Linked DNA regions of Homo sapiens: region 2 is linked to region 1. A link is an interaction called in ENCODE POLR2A ChIA-PET data of the cell type or tissue named here. Cell type or tissue: endothelial cell of umbilical vein. All regions are shown on one strand. Links, peaks and the distances in the headings refer to the core of each region. The heading gives the core; the rest is flanking DNA.

Region 1 (8,319 bases), core at 2,957-6,956:
GGATTAGCCCTGATGAATGACTGAGGCTCTCAGCAGGCATGGGCTCCAAGCCAGAAACAGCCCTATGTACAGACAGCAGCCATGTCTGGGGTTGCTGGACGTGGCTGATAACAGGACCGGAAACCCATCAGAGACACCCACCCCCTTACCTCTGGGCCTCATCAAAATTACCTGCCAAAGAGACTCTGCTCCAGACCAGCACCTTGTCAGACTGTTTTGTAATAGGAAACAGCTGTCCCTGTTGAGAGGCAGAGGTGGAAAGAGTGAAAAGAATGGAGAAAATGAACCATTCATAGCTTTTCTGGTTGTGCAGAACTGAAAGTTGCAATAACATGGCATGTAAAAATGGGAAATTCTAGGGACCCTGTGGGAATGATAGTATCCTCCTCTGAAGGGGCTGATAGGAAATCACAGCTACTGAATTTAAATCAAAGACGACTGTTTATCCTTAATAATGGATTTTGAGTAGAAGCTGAACACTGCTTAGCAACATCCCAGGGATAGCAGAGGCAAAGTGGTAGAGAGTTTTGATCAGGCAATTCAGGTAGGGAGTAGAATCCTCATTGCTGCTTCTTCCTATTTGTTGCTGTAATTTAGTGCCTAGAACAATGGCTATTGCGTGGCATTGTGCTCCACATATACTTGTTGGATGAATAATAAAATTCATGACCTGCATTTTCTAAGGCTGAGCAGAATGAATTTTTTGGTTCATGTGATCACAATTTGAGTCAACGTTCTGTCACTTACTAGCTCTGCTGTCTTAGGAAAGTTCCTCAATATATCCAAATCTTAGTTCACTTTTTTAAAAAATTGGGCTTGAACAGTTACCTTATATTGAGAGGTGACAGCGTGCTGGCAGTCCTCACAGCTCTCGCTGGCTCTCCGCGCCTCCTCTGCCTGGGCTCCCACTTTGGCGGCACTTGAGGAGCCCTTCAGCCCGCCGCTGCACTCTGGGAGCCCCTTTCTGGGCTGGCAAAGGCCGGAGCCGGCTCCCTCAGCTTGCGGGGAGGTGTGGAGGGAGAGGCGCAGGCGGGAACCGGGGCTGCGCGCGGTGCTTGCGGGCCAGCGTGAGTTCCGGGTGGGCGTGGGCTGGGCGGACCCCGCGCTCGGAGCAGCCGGCCGGCCCTACGGGCCCGGGCAGTGACGGGCTTAGCACCTGGGCCAGCAGCTGCTGTGCTCAAGTTCTCGCCGGGCCTTAGCTGCCTTCCCACGGGGCAGGTCTCGGGACCTGCAGCCCACCATGCCTGAGACTCCCCCGACTCCGTGGGCTCCTGTGCGGCCGGAGCCTCTCCAATGAGCGCCGCCCCGTGCTCCACGCGCCCAGTCCCATCCACCACCCAAGGGCTGAAGAGTGAGAGCGCATGGCGCGGGACTGGCAGGCAGCTCCACCTGCAGCCCATTGCGGGATCCACTGGGTGAAGACAGCTGGGCTCCTGAGTCTGGTGGGGCCGTGGAGAACCTTTATGTCTACTAGCTCAGGGATTGTAAATACACCAATCAGCACCCTATGTCTAGCTCAAGGTTTGTAAACAAACCAATCAGCACCCTGTGTCTCAGGGTTTGTGAATGCACCAGTCGGCACTCTGTGTCTAGCTACTCTGGTGGGGCCTTGGAGAACCTTTATGTCTAGCTCAGGGATTGTGGATACACCAATCAGCACTCTGTATCTAGCTCAAGGTTTGTAAACACACCAATCAGCACCCTGTGTCTAGCTCAGGGTTTGTGAATGCACCAATCGACACTCTGTATCTAGCTGCTCTGGTGGGGCCTTGGAGAATCTTTGTGTGGACACTCTGTATCTAACTAATCTAGTGGGGACGTGGAGAACCTTTATGTCTAGCTCAGGGATTGTAAACGCACCAATCAGCACCCTGTCAAAACAGACCACTCGGCGTTACCAATCAGCAGGATGTGGGTGGGGCCAGATAAGAGAATAAAAGCAGGCTGCCCGAGCTAGCAGTGGCAACTCGCTCGGGTCCCCTTCCACACTGTGGAAGCTTTGTTGTTTCGCTCTTTGCAATAAATCCTGCTACTGCTCACTCTTTGGGTCCACCCTGCTTTTATGAGCTGTAACACTCACCATGAAGATCTGCAGCTTCACTCCTGAGCCAGCGAGACTACGAACCCACCAGAAGGAAGAAATTCCAAACACATCCGAACATCAGAAGGAACAAACTCCCGACGTGCCACCTTAAGAGCTGTAACACTCACCGCGAGGGTCCCCGGCTTCATTCTTGAAGTCAGTGAGACCAAGAACCCACCAATTCCGGACACAATATGACTTTAAAGATCACTAAATTAAATAGAATGTGTTCTTAAATATCTTTCATGAAATGTAAGCTCAGTAAATGATAAAAGGGATCATGAACTGTGTGGTCATCCTATCCCACAGTAACTATTAATGTATATAAATGATGCCCAGATTTAACAGGACAGGATAAAAGTAATACCACAAACACTAAGAAATAAATGTTAATATCAGACTGTTACCTTGTTAATAGTGGGGAAGTGTCACATGTTTCAGAGACATCCTAGTTATTTACATCCAGAAGAGGTTTCACCAGGCACATTATATAGAAGAGCCCACCAAGAAACAGTGAGCTGAAGAGACCTTGCATAGCCAGCTAACACCAGAGACAAAGATCATGTGAGAAACTAGAAGCCAGTTGTGAAAGGGGCACCATCAGCATCACTGGTCCTTGCATTTATAAAGAGGCAATTTAGTTTTTTAATTAGATCAGGTTTTCTGACTAATGAAATAATATCTCTGTACAAACATATACATACACACATGCAGATACCCAATACACAGAAAAAAAAAGAGTTAATTGAAGAATAGGAAAGGAATTTAAGATCACTCAAATCGAGATCTTCAAAATTCAAGTATACATATTTCACTCATAACAGAAACAGGAAGCTGTGAATAAGGAACAGTCATAAAACAAGGAAGATGTCTTTGAAATCAAGATTATAATTGCCATCTACATACAGTTGCTTGCTCTATGTCTCTTTCTCTTTCTCTTTCTTTCTCTCTCTCACTCTGAAACTTCCAAATGTCTTCTATTAACAGGACACTTAATTCCAGGTGATGTATGTATCAAATTAGAATTCTAGCCCTTCTATATAGTCTCAGGTTGTCTGTCATCTCTCCCTGAATGTTTCTGAGTCCCCCACCTGCAGTTCCCTGTGGCTTTTTCAGTGAGAATGTGCCACTCAGCTTTTCTAATGGGGTCTTCTGGTGGCCCTGAGTGATGAGATCACTAAGGAAATACTTTAGTGTTGAGAGACTCGTCCTGGGCCCAAACAAAGCCCACCTTCTGATGTCAGAAGGGGCACTTAGAAGTGAATCAGCACTCTGTCCTATCAGGCTTTCTATTTATGAAGAACAAGAGGTGAATAGCACTGTCCTTGCTGTGCACACTCATATTCCTCTGAAGCCCCTTTGATACAATAACTCAGCTGGTTCTGTCTTCCTCTCAGAGCATGGAATCTCTCCTGCCAATGGGGGGACTGTGTGGTTTGAAAAAGCTCCTGTAGGTGGTTCTGATTCAGAACACCCCACCCATCCAGCACTGGATTGAGAACTAGGGGTCAAAAGGCACACTGAACGGTAGACGTGAGGCTTCCTACGTCTCCTATTTCACAGACTTTATGGAAAAGCAGGTTTGGAAATGAATGAACCCAGGATGAAAATTTAAGTCTCTATAAAATATTTTTCATCTACAAAGAAACAACTTTTTCCTCTACCAAAGTTATTTCAGATACATGTGTCTTCATTATGGTCATCTGGGTATTTGTAAGGAATACCACATCCCTTGCATTTCAGGTGTGTTGTGAATTAAAGATTACATTATTTTCCTTTTATCCTTATCATCTCCAAACCTCCTACACAACAATTGCAAAAGAAGTAATACTGCAAACTCTCAAGTCTGTTGTGAGGATTAATTTACTTAGATTACATAAGATATTTAAAACAATAAAAGGTGCTTAATGTATAAAACCTATTATCATAGTTAACTTTTCTTTTAGTCTTATGGCTACATTGTGTAGTAAATATTGTATAATCTGCATTGCATAGTCATACAAAAATGTCATCTTCACAGTACATTTCTAATAACCTGGAAAGCATTCTGTCATTTTCTTAATATTGGCATGATTCTTGGGTTTGGTTAAAAGGGATTAGAAGAGATTCATTCTCCCCATCTCTACTAAAAATACAAAAAAATTAGCCGGGCCTGGTGGCGGGCGCCTGTAGTCCCAGCTACTTGGGAGGCTGAGGCAGGAGAATGGCGTGAACCTGAGAGGCGGAGCTTGCAGTGAGCCGAGATCACGCCACTGCACTCCAGCCTGGGCGACAGAGCAAGACTCTGTCTCAAAAGAAAAAAAAAAAAAAGAAGAAGAAGAAGAGATTCATTCTGTGTTTGGTCTCTTTTCTCCCCTGTTTGAATTTGTCACAGCCCTTTCCCTATACTGAATCTGATTGCTAGGAAACAGTCCGTTGTGAAATATGTCTCAATGTTACACTTATTTGCAATATATTCAGCTTTACTCCATGCTCTGGCATTGTTCTAATGAGATCAATGTATTGCCAAACTGAGTCACTGGTTCCTTCCCTTCTTCCAAAGAAAACAACGGCAATTCCAAGGAATTCTTTTCTTTGTTAGTTTTTAGCCTCCTATTTCATTTCTATTATAAATAGCATCAATTATCTGATGTGTAGCTGACAGAGAAGTTTGCCTCCCATGAATCATTTCATTCAGCTGATTCGGCAAAACATTTGACCATGAACGTGCATGCGTGTGTGTGTGCACAGACTCCAGTGCCTGAGTTTTCGTATAAACTAGATAAAGTCCATTTGTCTCCAGATTAATGATAAACAAGATTAAGAACACAGTTTCTAAGTTTTGTTTCATTTGGGCCTTCTCGAGCTGCATTTAGCCGATACTAAGTTATAATGACCTTTGGAAAGTTCACAAGTTTCCAGGGGTCCAGGATAGTAATTAGCTCTTAATTGTAAAAACAAGTGCTGCTGAAGAACATAAGGTCATAGGAAAATCAGGAATCAGGACTTTGTACAGAAAAAAAAAAGTGAATAAAATAATGTTTATTCATTTATGAATCACTCAGTCATGATTTTCTTTTTATAATATCATCGAAAGAAATAAAATGCCTTGTGTTTAAATTTTCACTATGCTTGTATTTCAGCCTCATCAAGAGATACTACCCCTGATCTTTTCATTTCACTTTCCTCGGGTCTGCCTAAACTCAGTGTCTCTCCTAGAAAACCACCCAACTCATGAAAAACTGTTTGTAAGAAAATGTTCTCAACACAAAGAAATAATAAAGGTTTGAGATGATAAATATGCTAATTACCCTGATCTGATCACTATACATGATATGTATGAAAACATCACTATGTACCTTGTAAAATTATTATACGTCAATTAAAAAAAGGGAAAATGTGTTGTGCTTAATTATAATAAGAAAATTTAAACAGATTGATGAGAATTCAAAGTTTTCACTGATGTGAATATTAGTTAACAGGAAAAAAGAACTCATAAAAACTGTTCCATACTTGTTTTACCCCAAAATGTTAATCCATGCTGTTATAGATACCCTGTGAGACACACAAATGCTTTTCCAACTCATTGATTTCAAATCAAAGGGCAAAATATACATTAGTAATGATGATATGCCAAAACGCTCCTTAATGTGAACATCAGTATTTACGTTTTAATGTCAGTTACAAAGATCCCTGGGCGGGCGCGGTGGCTCACACCTGTAATTCCAGCACTTTCGAAGGCCGAGGCTGGTGGATCATGAGGTCAGGAGATCGAGACCATCCTGGCTAACACAGTGAAACCCCGTCTCTACTAAAAATACAAAAAATTAGCCGGGCTTGGTCGTGGGTGCCTGTAGTCTCAGCTACTTGGGAGGCTGAGACAGGAGAATGGTGTGAACCCGGGAGGCGGAGCTTGCAGTGAGCTGAGACAGCGCCACTGCACTCCAGCCTGGGCAACAGAGCGAGACTCCGTCTCAAAAAAAAAAAAAAAAAAAAAAAAAAAAAAATCCCTAAGCAGAGATTTGGGATCCTTTATATTCATGAATCTTTAATTCAGGAGTTCAAGATACCACAAACCGGCCGAGTGTGGTGGCTCATGCCGGTAATCCCAGCACTTTGGAAGGCCAATGCAGGTGGATCACTAGAGCCCTGGAGTTAGCCTGGGCAACATGGGGAAACCCCCCGTCCCTACAAAAAACTACAAAAGTTAGCCAGGCGTGATGGCATACGCCTGTAGTCCCGGCTACTCAGGAGGCTGGGAGGACGGCTTGAGTCCAGAAGGTGGAGGTTATAGTAAGCCGTGAACATGCCACTGCACTCCAGCACGTGCAACAGAGCAAGACCCTCTCCTCTTCCTCTCTCACAAAAAAAAAAAAAGAAATCACAGAACTATATTACTGCATATTTGTTTGTGTACAATTTACTTTTAATGTGACAACTTCTAGTTTCCCAATAAACTGAAATCCTACACTGAAAAAATAAATCCAGTAACTCACAATTATGTGTTTTGGCTGGCCAAGCATGTTTATCATTTTAAAATAAAATACAGTGTTGCAAAAACAGTTGTAGTAGCTTGGCAATTGTGTTTCAGTACTGTAATGCATGGGTATCAGAAGAGATTGGGCAGATTTCAGCACATTAAGTTACATTTTATTATAGTTCATTACATTTAAGAAAAAATTAACTGAAAATGCCATTTTTCTTGTTATCAGCATGGAAAGGCCTCAGTATAATAAGTACCATGAATTGATTTATTGAGCACTTACCATGTGCCAGTCAATTGACACTGTTGTCACGTAGTCTTTTAACATGCCTGTGGAGTAGACAGATTATTTTTATTTACATTTATAGATGAAAGTGAGTTTTGGAGAGGTAAGGTAACTGTACTCAAGTTAAAAAAGAAGAAAAAAGGTAGTAAGTATAGTAAGTAGAGGTTCTGAGAATGAAACCCAGCTGCATATGATTCCTTAGACTATGATAACTTCTCTGCTATTGTCATTTGCACAAGCTGGCTAAAAATAAACAAATAAAAGGAGCAAAACTAAAACAAAGAGATCCCATGCACACAAGATGTGCACATAGACTCCTATACCTAAGGAATCATCATACACTAAAAGCTCATATGTTTCCAGGTATTTTTCCTGAAGAGTTGATGGAAATGTATCCTTTGAAGGGTATAATGTGCCACCAATCCTTACCATTCTCCTCCCTCCCATTGCTCTAGTGTCTTGTGTTTTGAGGTGAGTATCCTGAACCAGACCTCTGAGTAGCTGAGTCTGTAGGTAAAACACACATTCATATCATGGACCCTAAGGAGGCTGTGTGCAAATGTACCCTTTCATTTACACGCTAGATCAAAGGCTGTAAACATCATTCCTGAAGACGCATGTGATCATCTTAGCAATGCTGACGTGTACAAATGTGGATGAAGATCAAATTTGCTTAGAGTTGTCTTTCTTTAGCTATTTCTCTTTTAAAACCTATGCTTGGAGTTTTAAAAGAGTTCAAAGCAAAAGTTAAACAATTTTATACCAGCTCTCATCCAAGATAAGACCAGTAGCATCACCAACACAATCAAAATGGTCCCAAGCAATGTTCCATTTGAGAATTCTTTTACCACAAACTTTTAACCCTCATGTACTTCAGAGGAAAACATTTTGTTTATGCTTATTTCAGCAAACGTTACTGAGTAAAACTGATGGGCTCTTTAAGTTGTTTCACAAGGTTTGATTTTAAATCAAGATGCTATAAATTAAGAAGGCTTTTAAAAATTCAACTTTCTAAAGATGTCAAATTTTACTGGGTATGTTTAAAATCAAAGGAAATGTTCTAAATAATATTTCAACTTGCAAAAGATGTTCAACTAAAAACCTGATGGAAAATAGCCAAGCATGGACAGCTTTACAGTAGAGGGGAGATGAGGCAGGGCTTGTCAGGACTAAATGAGCTATGAAAATCATTCCAATGTGGGTTCCAATAATGGCTGCACAATTGCCTTCTATGAGACCTCTGCTCTTCATTGACTCAGAGGTCAACTTTTAAGAATGTATAGAAGATTAAATTGAGATAAGATATGTAAAATGCCTGGCACATCGATCACATGGATGTATAAATTAAATGTACTACTATGACCAATTAGAGTTCTAGACCAATAGAAAGTGTGATACTAAAACATACAAATTGGAGGGTAGCACATAAGAGTTCAGCTGCTGCTTTCGACAGTTTTTAGCATGCTGCTCAGGAGGTCATCCTTGCAG
Region 2 (8,319 bases), core at 2,778-6,777, 460 kb after region 1:
TAATCCCAGTTCTTTGGGAGACGGAAATGGGTGGATCACTTGAGCCCAGGAATTCAAGACCAGACTGGGCAACATGGAGAAACCTAGTCTCTACAAAAACTACAAAAATTAGCCGGGCATGGTGGCACTCACCTGTAGTCCCAGCTGCTCAGGGAGCTGAGGTGGGAGGATCACCTGAGCCAAGGGAGGTCAAGGCTACAATCAGCCATGAGCGCCACTGTATTCCACCCTAGATGACAAAGTGAATACCTGCCTCAAAATAATAATAACTTGGGTCTTGTAACATGTATAGAAAGGAGGAATGAAAACTTGTGACTAGAGGGATGATCTACATAGCTGTACAAGTCTCTTAGAAACAAATCCTTCGTACTCTCTTCTCCTTAGGAAATGAAGATGGAAGTGGCTCCATCACTTATCAGAGGCCACACAAGAAATGAGCAGCAGTCAGGATTAGACAACCAGAGATAGATTCAGGCAACCAGCAGTGCTGTCTTCTGTCTTCAAAGACACCTGTTGATTAAATATGGCATTAGGGGAGGGAGGAGAAACTCTATTTCACCAGATGACATAAAACTGTGATTATCCTTCTCATCCCTTCCTTCCCAGGGGATTTCACCATGAGCAATCTTTTCAATTGGGCCTTCTATCCTGGGCTACAATTTTAGTTCCTTTTGAGAATGAGTCAGCAGATAGTGCTTGAGAGGAGAAAAAAGAAAAAAAAAAGTCTCTCTAAAACTCAAATCAAATTTCTGTGGGCCTTCAGACAAGTCTGACATTCTTCCATGAGTTGGCTGGGCCGCTGGTCTCAGTTAGGAATACTGACACTTCACCCCAGCAAACCAAAAACGCAGAGACTCATCACCGTCATTCCAAGTAGGATCAGAGATGGAGTGTTCAGACGCATTTTCAGATAATTCAGATCAACTTTACAGTACCTTCAAAATTGCTCATCCCTACAAAAATGAAGCAAACACTAATGTATTTAAGAGATTTGCCATCTTTGGGAAACAATGTGTCTGCCATTTAGTTTAAGATCAAAATCTCAGAGTATGAGAATTTTTCAAATCACCTCAAAGGGAAGGCAGACTTGAACACTGAAATGCTTTCCCAAGAGCAAGCCCCATTTACCCAGCCAGTGCTATGTGTCCAAGGCAATGAAAGATCTTATGTCACATCTCAGTGCACACATGCAAGAGGCTGGAATTACAGGTGCCATGGGAGCTTTAACCTCGAATTTCTAGACATTGTGTGGGTTTCACATGTCTACTGGAATCTAACACTCCAGTAGCAGAATTGTTAGGTCTGAATATATGGGTATTCATTGATGTTATGGGAAAGGAATCGGAGAGTGAGCAATTCTGCAGTACCATTCATGTAGCAAAAGTGTGAAAACAAACAGGTTAATATTAGAAAATTACTCTGCTCATGAGTTGTTTTAAGTTACTGCTGTTACAGTCTATGGAAAAGCGTATGTTTCAATTGAAATTCTCATGTCTACAGAGTCATTTTGTCTTTAGACATTTATGACTGAATTCATACTCATTCATGTATTCAATACTCATTCATGTATTCATTCACCCAAATGTTGAATAATATTACCAGGCACCAATCTCAATAGAGCATTCATGTAAATGAACAAGAATAAGGTTTCTATGCTATTTCTTCCAGGCTTTGAGAGAGTAGACATTTCTCTTCTTTCTGATTTTTAGCTCTGAGTATTGGAAATTCCAAAAGAAGCAATACTCATTGGAGAAATCTTTATTTGTGGCTTATAATCATAAGGATGGTTAGACACATTTTCTTAAAGGTAACAACCAGTTTATATTCTCCATTGCCCCTTCACCCTTGGTGATATAATTTACTGTAAGGATATTTTTGGAAGGCTAGGTCTTCAGCCAAGGATATTTCTTCTTCTGATTCTCCCTTTCTCAGCTTTAGTTCCTCTATTTATATATTAACATGGGGCCAGGCACGGTGGCTCACACCTGTAATCCCAGCATTTTGGGAGGCCAAGGCGGGTGGATCACCTGAGGTCAGGAGTTCAAGACCAGCCTGGCCAATATGGTGAAACCCTGTCTTTACTAAAAGTACAAAAATTAGCTGGTCATGCTGGCGCATGCTTGTAGTCCCAGCTACTTGGGAGGCTGAGGCAGAAGAATTGCTTGAACATAGGAGGTGGAGGTTGCAGTGAGCCAAGATCGTGCCTCTGCACTCCAGCCTGGGCAACAGGGCGAGATTCTGTCTCAAAGAAAAAAAAAAAAAACATGGAGAAAAATACCATAGGTAAGGTGAAAACTAAATGAGAAACGGAGAAAGAATATTTATCATACATAAAGCATAAATGTCCTATCATACAAAGACTACTTACAAATCAATAAGAAAAGACACACCACTTAACAGAAAATAGGCAAAAATGCTATGAATAGACAACACTAGAAAGAAAATACAAATGGGCAATAAATAAATGAAAAGAATTTCAAGCACATGCATAAAGACATTCAAATAAAAATAATAAAATTCCAATGTTTATGACCTAGGAGGACAGCAGAGACTAAAACAGCTTAATGTCTCATGTTGGAAAGAGTAAAGGAAATGTCACTGTCTTATCCTCTTGGTAGGAGTATGACTTGGTATAATCTTTCCACAGAGCAACATCTATTTGAGAAGTTAACTATTTACACAAATTTGATAATGCCAATTCTACAGCTATGTTCACTCAGATATATGTACAATGTGTTTATTGTAGCATTGTTTGTTACAGCAAAAGTTGGAAATAATCTAAATGTCCACCAGTAGGGGACTAGATAAACAAAGGAGGAAAGATTCATGTAAGAAAATGCCATGCAACTACAAAATGGGATAAAATCAATTGTCGTATACACTGATTTAGAAAATTCTCCAATGTATATTATTACATGGAAAAAAGCAAAAAGTTCCAAAATATTGGGCCGGGCACGGTGGCTCACTCCTGTAATCCTAGCACTTTGGGAGGCCGAGGCTAGCAGATAATGAGGTCAAGAGATTGAGACCATCCTGGCCAACATGGTGAAACTCTACCTCTACTAAAAATACAAAAATTAGCTGGGTGTGGTGGTGCATGCCTGTAGTCCCAGCTACTGGGGAGGCTGAGGCAGGAGAATCGCTTGAACCCAGGAGGCAGAAGTTGTGGTGAGCCGAGGTTGCAACACTACACTCCAGCCTGGGTGACAGAGCGAGACTCCGTCTCAAAAAAAAAAAAAAAAAAAAACAAACGTTAAGAGAGACACAGAAACAGACTTGTAAAAAGGTGAATGGGCACCAAGATTTTATCCTGAATGTGCTGGTCCCGGTGACTTTAAGATTCGAAATTGAGGTAAATGCAGGGAGAAATTGGCTGGCCTAGGATCCGGAGACCTGAGTTCCAGCCCCAGCTCTATCCCAAACTAGCTATGGGATGTTAGGCAAGTCACTTCACTTCCTCATCATTCATGTTAAAGGTCTTCTCATATATAAAATGAAGGTATGATTTCAAAATTTGCTTTCAGCTCTCATGTTCATTTGACTCTGATCCTAGACAGGCTTTAAAACATTTCTTATTTGGGGGTGTGGATGATAGAACCTCACGTAGATGTTCTATCTGATCCTGTGTGGCTCTTCTCCCATAATCTCAGGGCTACATTTTGTACTGTGGAGTGACCCTCAAGGCCAGGTGAAGGCAGGGGCTCTCAGCAGGTGCTTGGTGAGTTTCTCCGAGCTGGTTGTTTTTATTGCCAAGTGACACTAGAACTGTGCTAATCCCTTTCCGTTAATGCAAACTAAGAATAGGGCCTGACGCCACTCTGGGGTCTTAGATTCTTTTCCGAAATTTGGTCTCATTTAAAACCCAAAACACTCTTTGGCTCCAAGCGTCTTTCCCGTGGCCTTTAAAAAAATCCTGTTTAATTGAAAGGAAATTGAATTTGTCTGGTTTTGATTCATTTACACTTAACTCTTCTAAAAACAATAATTTGATGTCCAAGGAGAATTTTGAGTCTCTTAATGGGTTTTCTGGAAGGCTTTGTTTCTTCTTGTTAAAACAGGAAGTGGTGTTCTATGGGCAAACACAGTCAACCCCAGAAGGCCCCAATTCAGTTTGAAACTGTATCACCCACCATTTTGCATGGGTCCTCATGACCCCAAGCTAAGGCCTTTCTTTCCCTAGTACTCACCTAAGAGAAAGAGATGCTCATCTTTCATCAGAGGGGGAATAAAAATGAGGAAGAACAATCATAGTTATAAAGAGAATAAGTTATCTATCCAGCTCAAGGTGACAATATCTATTCAAACCTTTAAGACATGCACTTGATCCCTGTAACAACCCTGTGATGTATGTAATATTTCCATTTTGAAGAGATTGGGTAAGTTACTCATGGTCATACAGGTAGAAAATAGAAAAGCAATTATTGGAACCTAATCCTGCTTACTTCCAAATTCCATAAAGCTTAGCCACTGTGATACATCACCAGATTGATACATACATCTCCATATAGTTTAGGCTACGAGCCCATCTATGGGGACCATGTAGGTTTTGTTACTATTTGTTTTATCTCTTTGTCTAAGTGACCACTATCCACAGTCTGCACCGGTCAGATTCATGAAACTGCTCAATTCTTCACAACTCTTTATTCAAGAAGGCCTATTTCCCAGGTAAGAAAGCCTGCCTGGCTTTGTTAGCAGGTGCACTGGTGTGAAACTGACAGGTTCTCTTTTTACATAATGATCCAATGAGTTGATTTTTAAATGTTTTATAGCTCAATAGAGAACGGCATATTCTTTGACCTGCCAAGGCTTCCTCCTCTACCCTTGTACCTTCGTTCTTTCTTCCTTTCCTCCTCGAAATCTTGCTCTCTTCTTCATTCTATTCCACTCATATACACACAAAACTATACACAATTTTTTTTAAAAAACATAACAGATTCAGGAGGTTATATAAAACACAAAGAAGGGAATGTTTTGCGAGGTTAAAAGGAAATCATTGAGTAGGGCTGACTTCAGGCTCCAGTTTCTCTTGAATAGCCTTTCTTGTTATTTCAAGGCTGATTGACTTATAACTGCATCCAAAGCTGCCTCACACCAGTTCCTTTTATCAGACCAAGTGAGACTTCCTGTGGACTGGCCCAGCTTCCTGATATATTTCCTTTTTCCTTTGGCAGAACAAAGAAAACCATAGCTCCAAGGATCCTTGGGAGCAAACACAATTTAGCCCTGAAGAACCTATTATTTTAAATTTTTCATTCTCAATGCGTAGGGCCAAGCGCCTGCCTTTGCTTTTTTTTTCCCCACAGCATTCTGTGTAATGTCCCGATGAACCCTATGTGCAATTACCAGGGGTCGATGAGCTACTTGAATTCATCCTAGTTGTAGTTTGATTTTATTCAAAGTAGGAAAATTAAGCCATTTTCAGTGCACAAGCACCCCCACCTCATACACGCATACACCTTCAAGAGGGACGTGGAACACCTCTCTACATAGGGTTTAACCTTTTGTTACCTGAGCTCAACACAACAGGTGTGCAAGGAAACCCTCTTGTCTAGAGATTTCAACCTATCTGTTTTTGCAGTTCTGACTCTAGAAACATGCGTATAGGAGAAGAAGCTTCAAGGTGTATCCAAAGGATCATCAAAGTCAGTTGAAGAAGAAATTCCAGAAATTGAGTTGAGATCGCTGCTTTTCTCTTTTGCCTGGAGTGTCTCCCACATCACTCCATACAACGTGGCCTCACTATTCACTCTACACATTACTACTGAAAGACCTTTAGGCATGACCCAGGGTAACAAGGGAGCACTGTTAAGAAAGTTGCTTGTTTCTCTGTCATATCTCCCAAAGTACCTATCACACATTGCCAACTTAGGATAGCCCCCTCCCCAGTAGTCTCAAAAAGAAAGAGGCCATTGACGGAGAGACAACTGAGGCTTCAAGATGTAGTGTGTCAAAAGATGGGAACCAGGCAAGAGCCCCTGGAAGCAGAACTCAAGTATTCATGCCCCCAAACACCACGCTCTACAATGAGGGTGTTTTCTGGAGCAAAGATATCAAGGCTCATTTAACCCACAGGGACTCCTGCTTCTTTGTTCATTGGTCCTATTTTCTGACCATTGTCATAATATTTCTGGGTGATTGAAGAGGGCACTTTCCATAGGAACCACATGGGTAAGTGAGTAATCATGTAGCCACCCAAATTTTACTAAAGTAGATTTTTCTCTTTAAAAGGATTGCTGATTTGGAAGAGGGTAAACAACAAAACAAATGTAGCTCTTCTGGCAAGAGGCATTTCTTAGGGCTAATTCAACATGGTTAATTCATAATGATTTTTCCTAACCCAGTTCTCATTGTTATCATGTCTAGTTGAAAATGGATTTAAAGAATATTCACAAAGAAGAAAATAACTCAGAAACTATGTGGCATGAGGAGACTGTGAGGGGGTTATGGGCACGGTTGGTGTGCTCTGCTTTGTATAACCTGCTTGGGCGATAGCAAAGGCAAGGGGTTAAAATGACTGCCCCACACTATGAGCTTAGGATCTTTCTTTTCCCAGCACGATACTCTGTCAATAGCCCTGTACCCAAGTTCATGAACAGTCAGGAATCCTGAAGAAAAGATTCATACATTATCTTAAGCAACTTCCCCCGCCCTGATAACACTGCCTGTAGAGAACCATGCTAACCTGCCCTTCGACTTCTCCATAATAAGAACACATTGGTCGAAGGGCACAAGTCCTCTTTCTCAAATACGGTCTTTGGTGCAACATAGGACTTCCCTAGAGGTGAGGGACTTGAAGGGCACCTGTACTTTTTGCACTTTTCTAGAAAGGAGAGGGAGAAAGAGCAGGTGACTTTTCTAGAAACGTCATTTCAGGAAACCAGCATGTGGAGACTTCCCAGGGTGCCTTGGGGAAGGCATCCAGCCCTGTGGCTGTGCTGCTCTGGGCTTCTAAGCCATTCCTTTTGGAGACTGTGGGTCTCTATAAACATACTGAGTCTGAAGTGTGGTAAAGGAATTACCATGGCTCCCCCTCCCTGCCTTCTTGGAGTTTGCCCCCTGAGTTTTGTAGACAAGCCATGACAGGGCAGTAGGACTGGGTTTAGAGCTCATCAGAATTATTTATTTCTTCCTATCAGTTTGGACAGGGTATGACCCAGACTCTTCTCTGCCCAGAGCACCCTTTTAAAAAATTTAAAACCCTGTGTGTATTTCATGGGAAATTTCACATGCCTGTTTCTGATTCACTTCCAATTAAAGGCTCAAAACACTGGTTTTGTAAGAGCTCTTTGATGATTCAGATTCTTGTTGGTTCATCTTTTTTTCTCTCCTAAATGTCCATAGAAGCTTAATAAATGTTGTTCAGACATTTGCATGCTTAACTGTTGAAAATAATTGGAAACAGGAAAGAATGTTTTGTTAGTGTGCACAGTACAAGCACACTTACAAGGGAAGGAGAGACACAGCCTCAGTGAAGGGAAACTCCTGGGAAAACAGGGGTATCCCTGAAGGTGGGTGCCTTGGTTTCCCCATTGCCGTGCATGGGGGAGGAAGCTTTCAGCTCAGAGCTACCAAAAAGGGAGAGGAGCGTTACATGAGACACAAGAATCCTTCTTACTGTGGTCAGTTACCATCGACAAGCAGTCAGTTGAGTGGTCAGTCTCATCCAAGATGGAACAGGTGGATTGGCATTTTCCATATGCTAACACTACTTTTAACTCCCTTCTGATTGGAAGGAGTTGGTTGTCTGCTATTAGAGCAAGCCTCGTTCTCCACCTCCTTTAAAAACTTTGCTGGTGAAGCTGTCTAGGTGCACCTGTGCCTAGCTCCCCTGAGAGAGTTTTATATATCGGTCCCTCTAAAGTGCTAATGTGGGCACCGGCTTGGGTAGTCTGAGTTCTGTACCTGGTTTTGCCTTAGGCTGGCTTCGTGACATTGGACAAGTTACTCTCCCCTTCTCAGTGGGTCCATTTACCCAAAAGGATTAAGGCTTCTTGATGATCCTCTTCTTCCATGGATTTGGTAAAAAACTGGAGTAGTGAGTTGCTTTGAGTTTCTTCAAGAAAAGCGTGAATTAATTACTACACTTTGACTAACTACTGGGTGGCTCATTGGATGGCTTTCTTGTTGCCAATGTAACAAGATTGCTGTAAATCATGCGGCATTTCAGATTCCGAGCCTTATTTGGACTTTTTACTAAAGAAAGAGCACCCGCCCCGTCTTTTTATTTGTCAGGCAAAGTTCAGTCAGCCAATATTCAGTTAGCCAAAGTTACCAAATGTGACTTCATGCCCACACAATGTAAATATAATGTGTCAATGC

The links. ChIA-PET counts read pairs that join two places held together with the same protein. Peaks named below come from ENCODE experiments on the same cell type or tissue, not always from the same donor. Only the 100,000 strongest peaks of a DNase experiment are listed, where the experiment ranks them.
Region 2: POLR2A ChIA-PET joins it to region 1 with 5 read pairs; 2 of 35 experiments call an interaction of 5 or more read pairs at or near these places.

What each region holds. Positions count from the first base shown.
Region 1 is chr11:128,236,073-128,244,391 of GRCh38, forward strand. LINC02098 (long intergenic non-protein coding RNA 2098) reads left to right here. Exons shown (of 4, transcript NR_146647.1): 4 at 5,206-5,369. Among named protein-coding and RNA genes, the nearest start is that of LINC02098, 31 kb to the left of the region's middle. RefSeq lists an enhancer at 1-156. In endothelial cell of umbilical vein, for the core only: no CTCF peak of the experiment used is centred there; a DNase peak (open chromatin) is centred at 4,649; H3K27ac peaks cover 2,474 bases.
Region 2 is chr11:128,700,617-128,708,935 of GRCh38, forward strand. All of the region lies in intron 1 of FLI1 (Fli-1 proto-oncogene, ETS transcription factor), which reads left to right. Among named protein-coding and RNA genes, the nearest start is that of SENCR, 8.8 kb to the left of the region's middle. RefSeq lists an enhancer at 1-1,027 and a silencer at 4,102-4,191. In endothelial cell of umbilical vein, for the core only: no CTCF peak of the experiment used is centred there; a DNase peak (open chromatin) is centred at 5,095; H3K27ac peaks cover 3,904 bases.